4 separate regions of the Homo sapiens genome follow, and all the other regions are linked to region 3. The links are chromatin contacts, found by Hi-C or POLR2A ChIA-PET in ENCODE. All regions are on one chromosome and are shown on one strand. Each heading gives the region's core, a stretch centred on a gene start or an enhancer-like site at or near the end of the contact. The rest is flanking DNA. Distances are from core to core; before and after follow the strand shown.

Region 1 (2,740 bases), core at 151-2,650, 1.2 Mb before region 3:
CTCAGGCTGGAGAGCAGTGGCAAGATCTAGGCTCACCGCAATCTCCGCCTCCCAGGTCAAGCGATTGAACCTCCAGCCTCAGCCTCCCGAGTAGCCTATTATTTATTTCTAAAAGTAGGTGATACAGCCATATGATTTAACAATTCCTGCTCTATAGGTCCCCTCTCCAGAGGCAACAGGTGCTCTCCATTCCGTGGTCTCCTTCCAGATACTGTGGGCGTCCCTGGGTGCTCACCTGGCCGTATACCTTCCCCCACCCACTTCCCCACAGGGCCCGGGGCCTCCTCACTCCGCTTGAGACCCTCCATCCAGGCGCTCCCTCCCTATCGTCCGTCTCCCTTGGGCACTGCCCGGCCTCCCAGGCTGGGCTGAGTAGGCCAGTCTCCGGTCAGTGATTCTGTTCCAAAGCTCGAAAGCCTTCGCAGCACTGGGACTGAAACCCCCAGCTCTCAGCCCCGACTCCTTCAGGCCAGGTGCTCCCTCCGCACCCTCTCTAAGGCCCGTTTTCGCGTCATCTCTTTCCAGCGGCCCGCCCGCCACGTCATCTCTACCACAGCACCAGTCCTCCACGGCTCTTGACAATACGTGGGAGGGCAAGTTCATAGGTGAGGTCTCATGCTCTTCCTAGGAGGGAGGAGCGCGGCGGGCGGGACCCGCAGCTGGGCTTGGCCCGGGAGCGGGGAATAAGCTCGCTCCGCGCCTCTCAGTTTAGTGGATGAAGACTACTATCCCAGAAGCCGTTTCGCCTCGGGCTGGCGAGCTCCTCCCCGCCCTACTCCCTCCGCGCGAAGAAGACTGAGCATGCGCAACAGGGACAGCGCCTGCGCAAAAGACTACGCGAGCGGGTGGCTGGGTTCACTGCAACTCCCGGCAGGCCGCTGGCATTTTTCATTCCCTCCCGTGACCAGTGACTTCCGGCACGAAGGGGCGGGGCTGGGCTCGTGGCTGAGCCAGCAGCTGCAGCAGCTACGGGAGTGGCCGGGTGGCCGGCGGGTGCCAGCCGCCATGGAGGCCGTGCCCCGCATGCCCATGATCTGGCTGGACCTGAAGGAGGCCGGTGACTTTCACTTCCAGCCAGCTGTGAAGAAGGTGAGCTTGCCTTCCATCTTCCCCCCTATCCGCCGCGTATCTCCGTCGTCTGCAAGCGCGTGACGCCCCCCTGCGCGCCCATCACCTCCTCAGGCCCGGTCGCAGGGTCCGGTGAGGCCAGGAGGGGCCTTCGCCGGTTTTCCTCAGCCTGTCCCACACCCCGGCGCCCGCAGGCCATTCTTCTCCTCCCCGATAGCCCCGTGCTAGCACCTGCATCTTCATCTGAACCCGGTTCCCGACTTCTGCCCCGAGTCATCCGCTGTTCCCACTGAGGCAGCACACTTCCTCCTTCTGACGCTCGGACCCAGTTCTGCCCCGCCCCTCCTCCATGCCAGGACCGCCCCGCGCGGGAGCGGTGGGCGGCCCTGACCGTGCGGATTCTTTTGCTGCGCCCGGCCCTCGGTGCGCTGTCAAGTCCACGCCCGCCTGGGACAGACACTGGGGATGGCTCAGGGGCGTGTGTTTAAGACGTGAGCCCCGGTGGCCCAGGGAGATGCCCGACCCCTGCGGTGAGGGTTTGTTTTACAATTGCTGCGATTCTGTATGGTCTCCCATTCGGGAGTCTCTTTGGACCAAACAATACAATCCCACGACATTTTTAGGAGGGTTACTGCTTTTCGTAACCGACTGGAGGGCATAAACAGTGTTGTAGAGCTCAGAGAAATCTTACTGTGTTGGAAGAACAGACGGGCAGGTTTGGCGTTGACTAAGGCAAGGAACTTCTGTGGAGAGGTTCAGGTGTGGTGATTGAACACAGGTGCCCTCCGAGACATCCGCTGTATTGGTAGCACTGAGGGCTAGAGCAGAAATGAAAAGGAACAACCAGGAGGCCGTCGCAGGTGGGGGGCCTTGTGGGCTTAGCACAGCAGATGCCAGAGTAAGCCCCAATCTAGATGGTGCACCACTTAGCGAGACGCTTGGGAAGACAAATAGGAAAAAGAAAATGGGTTTGGAAGTAGTTTCCCAAGAAGCTGTCTCCCCTCTAATCGCCATACACCATTGCCTTAGTTCAGACAGTGTTTGAGTCCATCATCTAGCCTCTTGGGGCCAGGAAATGAGGGTAATTGATCCAAAATTCTAGAATTTTGTTAACGGTTATCCAGACGTTGCTCTCTTCTTCATCTGCTGTTTCTTTTTCCTACCTTTTTTTTTTTTTTTGAGACGGAGTTTCGCTCTTGTTGCCCAGGCTGGAGTGCAATGGCACGATCTCGGCTCACCGCAACGTCAGCCTCCCGGGTTTAAGCGATTCTCCTGCCTCAGCCTTCCAAGTAGCTGGAATTACAGGCATGCGCCACCATGCCCGGCTAATTTTGTATTTTTATTAGAGATGGGGTTTTGCCATGTTGGTCAGACTGGTCTCGAACTCCTGACATCAGGTGATCCGCTTGCCTCGGCCTCCCAAAGTGCTGGGATTACAGGCCTTCATCTGCTGTTTCATACAAATACAATTGGATGAATTTTTCTAAGACACAACAGAACTCCTGTTTTCTTTTTCTTTTCTTTTTTTTTTTTTTTTTTTTTTTTTTGAGACGGAGTCTCACTCTGTCACCCAGGCTGGAGTGCAGTGGCGCAATCTCAGCTCACTGCAAGCTCCGCCTCCCGGGTTCACGCCATTCTCCTGCCTCAGCCTCCCAAGTAGCTGGGACTACAG
Region 2 (2,849 bases), core at 246-2,745, 1.1 Mb after region 3:
TGCAAGCTCCGCCTCCCGGGTTCACACCATTCTCCTGCCTCAGCCTCCCGAGTAACTGGGACTACAGGCGCCTGCCACCATGCCCAGCTAATTTTTTGTATTTTTAGTAGAGACAGGGTTTCACCGTGTTAGCCAGGATGGTCTCGATCTCCTGACCTCGTGATCCGCCCGCCTCGGCCTTCCAAAGTGCAGGGATTACAGGCGTGAGCCACCGCGCCCGGCCGGCCGGGACTTTTTTTTTTTTTTTTTTTTTTTTTTTTACTTAACTAGTTATCTTGAGTAAGTAATGATGCGGCTGATGGGAAAGGGGAAGCTACAGGCCAGACAAGTGGACTCTCAATCACAAGCACGCCATGGAGCAGGGAGCCAGGGCCCTGAATGTGGAAGACCAGCCAGACTCAGGTATATGGAGGGAACATCCTTACTGTCCAGCCTCTCCTGATCTCTGTTGGCACCTTAGCCCAGCCAATCCTGTACCACGTGCACAGGGAACCTGCCTGCCTAGGTTTTTTCCACAGGAAGCTCCCTGGTCCTGGGTGGAGTCTGAGCCCACCAGGCCTTTCACACCCAAGAGCTCAGGGTGAGGCCTGGGGAGGAAGGCAGGGACCCACCAGCTCACGGTCCCCAACAAGGTGCCACTGAGAAGGCTGGGTAAAGGCTGCGGGGATAGATAGCTCTTGCGGCAGGCCTGGCGACTGATAAGTCCGGGCAGCACCCTAAGAGTTGGCACCCGCCCCTCTGCCCCGCACCCCAGGGCTTTGCTTCGCGCCCTCCGCCCGGACCCTGGCCCTTCTCTTCTTCGTCTGCGTGGAACTCCCTCCAGGGCAGGGCCTGGCACTGTGTAGTGAATGTCGGCCTCGTGGTGGACCCGAAGGAACCCTACAGTCAGCCCCAGAGCCGCGGGAGATCCACGCTGCGGCCGGCTCCGCCCCGCCCAACCCTCACCCTCACGCTCACGCTCACGCTCACGCTCACGCTCACGCTCACAGGCTCCCGGCTCCACATTCCTCGCAGGGCTCCAATCCGGACCCGCCCGCCTTGCCCTTCATCCTCAAAGACTCATTGGTCCCATTCCCCTCGGGCCCCGCCCTTCGCGTGCTTGGGCCATGCCCGTCCGACCGCGCTGCTTCCGCCTTGCAGCACCCCCTCAACCCCTTCTCTCGTAGGCCCTTCTACCCTCCCCGAAGCCGGGCTCCCGGGTTCCGCTTCCACAGGGCCGCCCCCTCTCCTCCGAGATCCAACGCCTCGCCCCTCGGTAAGAGGCCCAGGACTCAGCCCACGGCCCCGCCCCCCACTTGGCTAGTCCGCCCCTGGCGAGACCCCTGCTCTCACCCACCCAGGACTTCTCGCTCCCAGGCCGGGTCCTCTCACCGTCAAGGCCCGCCCCCTGCCAACGGTCCTCACCCATTAGCCGAAGGCCCCGCCCCTCACAGATTGCCGCAGGGCAGGGGCGGAGACAGCCCGGGCCGTCCCAGGCTCCGCCCCCGGAAGCCTCACTTCCGGGCGCGAGCACGCCCCGCCTCGCCCCGGCGGCAGAGAGGAGACTATGGAACGTCAGGTGAGGGCTCGGCCCGCGGTCCCCGTGGTCCCTGCAGCCCGGGCCGGGCCTGACCCTGGTGTGTCCCCTGCGCAGGTGCTGCTGAGCGAGCCCGAGGAGGCGGCGGCTCTGTATCGGGGCCTTAGCCGCCAGCCCGCGCTGAGCGCCGCCTGCCTGGGCCCGGAGGTCACCACGCAGTACGGCGGCCAATACCGGACGGTGCACACTGGTGTGTGTGCGAAGGGGAACTGGCTGGCGACGGGGTCGCGCACTGGGGTGGGAAGGAAGGGGGTGTGGAGGGCTCGCTGCTTGACAGTGCGTAAGGGTATATAGGGAGCCGGCCTGGACTTGGAGGTTACACTCCCACAGGTCCCTGCACACAGGTGTGTGGAGGGGGGGAGGGGGCGTGCGGGGCGTTATCGAATGGCGGCCATGAGTGCACGAGATGACGGCGTAGGGGTAGAAGTCAAACCTGGGCTCAGGGCGTGGACCTTGTAGGGCTCTCCACCAACACGCCATCCCATACACATGCCAGGCTGCCCTCAAGATTCCAGGGTGGATGCTGGGGTTACTAGGGGGTTCTCTCAAAGAGGCTGTCAGCTCAGGCTCTGGAGGCCTGGACTAGGGTTGTGGCCAAGTGTTGTCCAGCCTGCAGCCAGGGTGTCAGTGTCTGGAGACAGATTGAGAGATTGGGGAAGATAGATCTAGGCCTTCCTGGGTCAGGTGGGGCTGGGGGCAGTAGCCAGGAGTAGCCAAGACAAGGTGAGCAGTCTCATGCCTCCCCTCACAGAGTGGACCCAGAGGGACCTGGAACGCATGGAGAACATTCGATTCTGCCGCCAATACCTGGTGTTCCATGACGGGGACTCAGTGGTGTTTGCAGGACCTGCAGGCAACAGTGTGGAGACCCGGGGGGAGTAAGTTTGAGGGAGGAAGCTTGTGGGCAAGGCCACAGCCGTCCGCAATGCAAGCCTTTTATGAATGCTCACCATGTGCCTAGAAGGGAGGCCAGCAGCCAGGTTCTTGCCCCCTTGGGAGCTCATTCAGTTTCTGGTGACATGGCCTGATAAGCACTGGAAGCTTGCTCCAAACTCAGCCTGGACTAGAGCCCATGGTGGCCTGGGGAGTTGCAGAGAGTAGAGTCTCTGCCTCAGGGAGGAAAGGCAAGGTGGGGCTAGAGGTGCTCCAGAAGCTGGTGTGGGGCCAGAGCCTCAAGAATCTCTCCTAAGAGGTGTGCCCAGTAGGGAGCAGGAAGGGGTTATTGCAAGATAATCCTGACCTGTGCTACCCCATGTCCACAGACTGCTGAGCA
Region 3 (2,860 bases), core at 127-2,626:
GCATATACCATATATCACACAATCTTAGATGAACATGTATTTCACATCTAACATCTTGGAATGCAAGAGGCATTTTACAATCTATAGTATCCTTTGATTAAAATTGGCAAGATTCTTGAGATTCTTTCTCTGGCACTGGAGCACAGACAGCTCCTTACAATCTAGCACATTTTAGAGTTCATGTAATATAGCATTCTTTACTATAACAAGTGACATATAACAAGGAAGTTGCAGGCCACCTTTTCCTATGCTTAGTAACAATTTAAATCGCAGGACATTGTTTCTGGAAAACTAAAAGGATGTGTCAATAAAAACATCTGGCCCTGGGGCTGGGGGCTGAAAGGAGGAGGAGATAATTATTTCTTGGGAATCTTCTCACCTATTCATATATCTATCTGTGACTCAAGATTTCTTGTGTCAATTTAGAGAATTTGTATTTTTTGGAAAATCACACATTTCATTGTACTGTTAAAATGCATTTGCTTCCTAAAATGTATTTCTGGTCTAGCCTGGAGATTATGACCTTGGGCAGTGAGGCTGACAGACCTGGACCCCTGCAAGTCACCTAAGGTGTCTGAATCCCATTTTCCGCATTATAAGAGGAGACATGATCACTTCCCTTATATGGGCTCCTTAACAAAAGGCTGGAAAAGAATTTGGCCGCCTACTTAACGGGCATTATATGCTAAATAATGTTGGCTTATAGTGAAGATTGTCCCGTGAAGCCAAGGCGTGGCTAGGGTAGGGAATGGGGCCATTCTCGGGGTGAGTGGTCCTGGGTCCGAACCCAAACCACAAACGGGAAGACTCGAGCCCAAGGTCACACCCCAACCAGGGAAAAGACGGCAGGCCCAACCTGGAGGCCCTCTCCCCAAAAGCGTCCCCAACTCACCGTGCAAGTGGGCTGAGAGGACTGCTCGGAGGCCACACGCAGGCCGTTGTCCAGCAGGCTAACCTGCGTCTCCGGCACGAACTGGAGCGCCTGAGCGAAGGTTGCCGTACTCCGCAAGGCTGGCGTCCGCAGCAGGGCCGGCTGTGGAAGGGAACAGCCGCGAGTGAGGACTCGGTCAGGGGATCGCTCCCCACCTCCCAGGTCCTCAGGAGGACCCCCGAACCCCGCCCCTAGGCAAGCGGCGAGATACCTTTCCCCGCCCTCCGCCGTGACCTTCCCACGGCCCTGACCCCGCGTCCTCCCCACCTCGACCTGCCACTGCTAACAGCCCACACCTGTCCGCTTCCCGAAGCCCTGTCCCGAAGCCCCGCGCTCTCGCCACCACCTCACCGAGCGGCGGGCGCGCAATAGCACTTGTGCCCCGGCGGTAGCGGCCCGACAGACCACGGACGCCGCCATCTTCCAGCTGCAGTCGGCCCTGTTGCGCCGCGCAAGCGTAGACTGGGCGCGTTGGCGGTCGCGGCGCAGGCGCAGTACCGTACAGTTGGTGCTCGGCCGCCTCCTGGCGGGAACCGGGACAGTCTATTGTGCTGGCCTGGCTTTGGCTGACTGGCTCTGACCGCGCTGCCGCCAGTCCCTGCGCACATCAGTCCACCTGCCGTCCATCAGCCCGAGCAGGTCCGCCCGCCGTGCAGTCCATCTCCCCATTCCACGCGTGGAAGTCAGAGTGCATTATGTTTCTCACCAGCCGCGCTGCGTACTGAGGTCTGGCGGGCGGGGAGTTGCAGCCACAGCGTGTCCGCAGGTTCGAGCCCAGGGCTAAAGTACCAGCGTGGAAACTTACCTGGGACCACAAGTTGGTGCTGAAAGTCAGTATTTTTTTCTCTTTATTTATTTTTTATTTTCTGAGACAGGGTCTCGCTCTGTCGCCCAGGCTGGAGTGCAATGGCGCGATCTCGGCTCACTGCAACCTCCGCCTCCCGGCTTCAAGCGATTCTCCTGCCTCAGCCTCCCGAGTAGCTGGGATTATGCCCGGTAATTTTTGTTTCTTTAGAAGAGACAAGGTTTCTCCATGTTGGCCAGTTTTGCGCCCTGCCAGTTTTCTCTTTAAAAGAACTAAGTACAGGCCGGGAGCGGTGGCTCACTCCTGTAATCCCAACACTTTGGGAGGCCGAGGCAGGTGGATCACTTGAGGCGAGGAGTCCAAGACCAGCCTGGCCAACATGGTGAAACCTTTCCTTTTCTGTAAGAGGAAAAAGAATTCTGGCTGGGTGCAGTGGCTCATGCCTGTAATCCCAGCACTTTGGAAGGCCGAGGTGGGCGGATCACCTGAGGTCGGGAATTTGAGACCAGCCTGACCGACATGGAGAAACCCCGTCTCTACTAAAAATACAAAAGTAGACGGGCGTGGTGGCGCATGCCTGTAATCCTAGCTACTCCAGAGGCTGAGGCAGGAGAATCACTTGAACCCGGGAGGCGGAGGTTGCGGTGAGCCGAGATCGCGCCATTTCCAGCCTGGGCAACAAGAGCGAAACTCCGTCTCAAAAAAAAAAAAAAAAAAAAAAAAAGACTTCTAAGGTATGCTTTGTTATGTCAACTAAAGAAAAAAAAAAACAAGCTTTTAAATATTTAAAGTTAGTTCTATTCAGAAGTCTTACCAAGAATTGCAACCCGGGAGAGCCTTTCAGGGAGTTTCTGCTAGACTGCTCCAAAGCAGTGTTTCCGACAGTTTATACACTGGTGGTGGCGGCTCTCCATGTGCTCAGAAATTACATCAAATGTGCTCAGAAGTTACATTAGAGCATAAATCTCATCAAGGTTTGGGTGCAAGAGTACATCTGTTTATAGGTCACAGAAGCATAATCATTAATCCTGTCAGACAGTATCTTAAGTACAGGAAGAGGCAAGGGCTAGGATCATTGCATTTTTTACCATGTTGGCCAGGCTGATATCAAACTCCTGGCCTCA
Region 4 (2,812 bases), core at 105-2,604, 1.1 Mb after region 3:
TCGGGCTCTGGGCGCGGAAAGTGCACGCTCACGTTGTACTCGTGCGTCTGGTTGTGGTGCAGGCGGGGCCCAGTGGCCAGGCACACGAAGAGTCCCGCATGCTGCTCCTGTACGTTGCCTATGGCCAAGCTGCCGTCGGCCAGCACCGCGATGCTGCCATCGCGGGATCCTGGCGCCCTGAGAAGCTCCTGCTGCGGCGAAACCCAGGCAATGCGCATGGCCGGGACGCTGGTGTTGCAGTAAAGCCTCAGGGACCGACCCACCAGCGCGTACAGGTGCTCTTCCGGCCGCTCTAGGCCAAGAGCTGGGGCCGACGAGCAGTTCTCAAAGACGCGGCTGTGCTGGAAGAAGCGCACGCGGGACGCGGGTACCTTGAAGGCCAAGCATACGTACTCGCGCGCAAAGTCGCGCACGGCGCTCAGGCCCCGCTGGTGCCAGCGCTGTAGCAGGTGGTAGAGGCGGCAGTCGCAAGGCAAAGGGTTGTTGTGCAAGTAGAGGCCGTTCTTGAGGAAGGCCGGCAGCGCGGCCAGCTCAGGTACGGAGATGTGTCCCAGCCGGTTGGAGGAGAGGTCCAGAGTAAGCAGGTGGGTGGCGCTCAGACCGTGCAGGTGGTCGAAGGAGAACGAGGCGAGTTCGTTGCAGCCCAGGTAGAGATGGCTGAGCGCGCGCAGGCCGTGGAAGGCATGCTCGTCCAAGTGCACCAAGCGGTTATTGAACAGAAGCAGCTTCTCCAGCGCCCCCAGCCCGTCGAGGTCGTGGCGGCCAAGCGCCCGCAACGTGTTAGATGATAGATCGAGCAGCCTCAGGCCGCTGGCGTTGACGAAGACGCCGCGACCCAGCGCATCTAGTTCGTTGTGGTCTAGGTGCAGGGCGCGCAGCTGGAAGAGGGGCGCCAACCAGCCGGGGCGCAGGCGCTGGAGCGCGTTGTGGCTCAGGTCGAGGTCCGCAGTAGCGGCAGGTAACTCGGCTGGCACGTCCTGCAGCCCTAGGCCAGTGCAGCTTAGCAGGTCGGCAGCGCAGATACATTTGTAGGGGCAGTTGTGGAGCGCACGGGGCGGGAAACCCTCGGAGTCCGGGGTGCCTAACCCAACGCGCAGCATGCAGAGCAGTGTCCCCAGCAGCACCAACCAGGTCATGGCGGCGACCACCAGGGACAGTACAGAGCAGCTCTGTGCAGGTTGCAGTTCCAGGACTCACCCTCTTCTGCTCTAGTGCGACATGGGTGGCACCGGATGGCCCTTGCCGAGGAGGCACGGCGGGTTCTTGCCAGCCGACGGCCCCTACTCTCCGGTTCCCAGGTTGTGAGGCGGTGCGGCACTCTTAGCCGCGCTCCCTTCGGCTTCGCTAGCCCTCTCCAAGCGAGTTCCTGATCGGCTCCTAAATACTCCCCCCAGGGGCGGGGCCCGGGCTCCTATTGGTTCCCGTTTGAGGAGGCGGGGCGGCTACATCCCTTTGTGCCCAATGGCCCCGCATGACCGCCAGATGGGGAGCAAGGCCAACCCCAAAGTCCCCGTCAGCCTTTGGCTGGCAGCTCTCCGCCGCTCGTTTTTCCTCGGGGAGTAAAAGGGGGAGTCTGGAAGAATGTCTCCAAGCTGCTGTTAGTGTTTATTTGAAGTGACTTTGAAGGACTGATAATATTATGGGGCAGGCAGACTCTCACTATCTTAAGGTGGTTCGCCTGAGCCTTCTTAAAGTGGTACCCCAGGCCGGGCGCGGTGGCTCACGCCTGTAATCCCAGCACTTTGGGAAGCCAAGGCAGGTGGATCACCTGAGGTCAGGAATTCGAGACCAGCCTGGCCAACCTGGTGAAACCCTGTCTCTACTAAAAATACAACAATTAGCCGGGCGTGGTGGTGGGCGTCTGCAATTCCAGCTACTCGGGAGGCTAAAGCAGGAGAATCACTTGAACCCGGGAGGTGGAGGTTGCAGTGAGCCGAGATCGTGCCATCGCACTCCAGCCTGGGCAACAGAGCGAGACTCGTCTCAAGAAAAAAAAAAAAAAAACAGGCTGTGTGGCACCTTACTAGAATACAGGACTTGGGGTTTGGGAAGCAGGGAGACGGAAAGGATGCAGGGGGGGTGATCATGTACGAGCCATGGCACTCCTCATTGGCAATCCCAAGAGAGACTTTTAGCCAGGCCCCAAGCCTTCTGACTGCCCTTGCACCCTCCCCTACCTAGGAGAGAGCAAGCCACATCAGTGCTCCTGGCAGATCCCTGCTTCCAGCTACGCTCAATATGCTATCTCCTGGGACAGCCAGAGCCCCCAGCACCTGGCACTGCTCTGCCAGCCCCTGACCGGAAGCGCTTCTCCCTGCAGAGCTGTGAGTGGGCTGGTGGGGCAGGTCAGGGAAATCTGGGGCTGGGTCGGGTCAGGAGCCTTAAGAACAGCAAAGTCCTAGGCTGGGAATATTCAAGAGGCATCACATCCTCAGCTACCTCTGACTTGACACTACCTACCACTCCCCAGATGCGGATTATATCAGTGCCGATGAGCTGGCCCAAGTGGAACAGATGCTGGCGCACCTGACCTCTGCATCTGCCCAGGCAGCAGCTGCCTCCCTGGTGAGTGGGAACACGGTGCACAGGTCCATGCCACTTGAATATGTGTGCACTCCTACACAGGCACAACGGACATCCACATAGCCAGGCATCCAACTCCAGCCCACCCTTCACTCTCCTCCCTGCAGCCCACCAGTGAGGAGGACCTCTGCCCCATCTGCTATGCCCACCCCATCTCTGCTGTGTTCCAGCCCTGTGGCCACAAGTCCTGCAAGTAAGTGGGCCCCACAGCTTGGTGGTGGGGAGAGCA

The links. Hi-C counts contacts between places; a loop is a spot of excess contacts on that map. ChIA-PET counts read pairs that join two places held with the same protein, here RNA polymerase II (POLR2A). Pooled maps may share reads with other maps.
Region 1: a loop to region 3 is called in a map of naive thymus-derived CD4-positive, alpha-beta T cell, with 25 times the contacts of the local background. The contact joins the promoter of PTPN23-DT here to the promoter of UQCRC1 in region 3. A Hi-C loop is called at or near these places in 1 of 168 maps with a recorded cell type or tissue (naive thymus-derived CD4-positive, alpha-beta T cell) and 7 of 50 pooled maps. POLR2A ChIA-PET finds 5 or more read pairs at or near these places in 2 of 52 experiments (activated CD4-positive, alpha-beta T cell and naive thymus-derived CD8-positive, alpha-beta T cell).
Region 2: a loop to region 3 is called in a pooled map, with 10 times the contacts of the local background. The contact joins the promoter of APEH here to the promoter of UQCRC1 in region 3. A Hi-C loop is called at or near these places in 7 of 50 pooled maps.
Region 4: a loop to region 3 is called in a pooled map, with 4 times the contacts of the local background. The contact joins the promoter of AMIGO3 here to the promoter of UQCRC1 in region 3. A Hi-C loop is called at or near these places in 1 of 168 maps with a recorded cell type or tissue (breast epithelium) and 2 of 50 pooled maps. POLR2A ChIA-PET finds 5 or more read pairs at or near these places in 1 of 52 experiments (HEK293).

Annotation. Positions count from the first base shown.
Region 1 is chr3:47,380,092-47,382,831 of GRCh38, forward strand. It overlaps PTPN23-DT (PTPN23 divergent transcript), which reads right to left and starts at 1,401. Exons shown (of 1, transcript NR_185912.1): 1 at 1-1,401. PTPN23 (protein tyrosine phosphatase non-receptor type 23) reads left to right here and starts at 930. Exons shown (of 25, transcript NM_015466.4): 1 at 930-1,089. The coding sequence starts at 1,006. RefSeq lists enhancers at 316-993, 503-562, 733-952, 994-1,669.
Region 2 is chr3:49,672,856-49,675,704 of GRCh38, forward strand. APEH (acylaminoacyl-peptide hydrolase) reads left to right here and starts at 1,496. Exons shown (of 22, transcript NM_001640.4): 1 at 1,496-1,558; 2 at 1,634-1,766; 3 at 2,328-2,454; 4 at 2,839-2,849. The coding sequence starts at 1,547. It also overlaps a transcript of BSN not described here. RefSeq lists a silencer at 1,181-1,790.
Region 3 is chr3:48,608,270-48,611,129 of GRCh38, forward strand. It overlaps UQCRC1 (ubiquinol-cytochrome c reductase core protein 1), which reads right to left and starts at 1,377. Exons shown (of 13, transcript NM_003365.3): 1 at 1,283-1,377; 2 at 893-1,033. The coding sequence starts at 1,351. RefSeq lists a silencer at 998-1,097 and enhancers at 1,268-1,367, 1,447-1,961, 1,658-1,767.
Region 4 is chr3:49,718,330-49,721,141 of GRCh38, forward strand. It overlaps AMIGO3 (adhesion molecule with Ig like domain 3), which reads right to left and starts at 1,355. Exons shown (of 1, transcript NM_198722.3): 1 at 1-1,355. The coding sequence starts at 1,136. It overlaps RNF123 (ring finger protein 123), which reads left to right. Exons shown (of 39, transcript NM_022064.5): 36 at 2,182-2,324; 37 at 2,471-2,565; 38 at 2,691-2,776. It overlaps GMPPB (GDP-mannose pyrophosphorylase B), which reads right to left. Exons shown (of 9, transcript NM_021971.4): 9 at 1,587-2,812. RefSeq lists enhancers at 321-1,128, 610-719, 1,490-1,719 and a silencer at 2,714-2,812.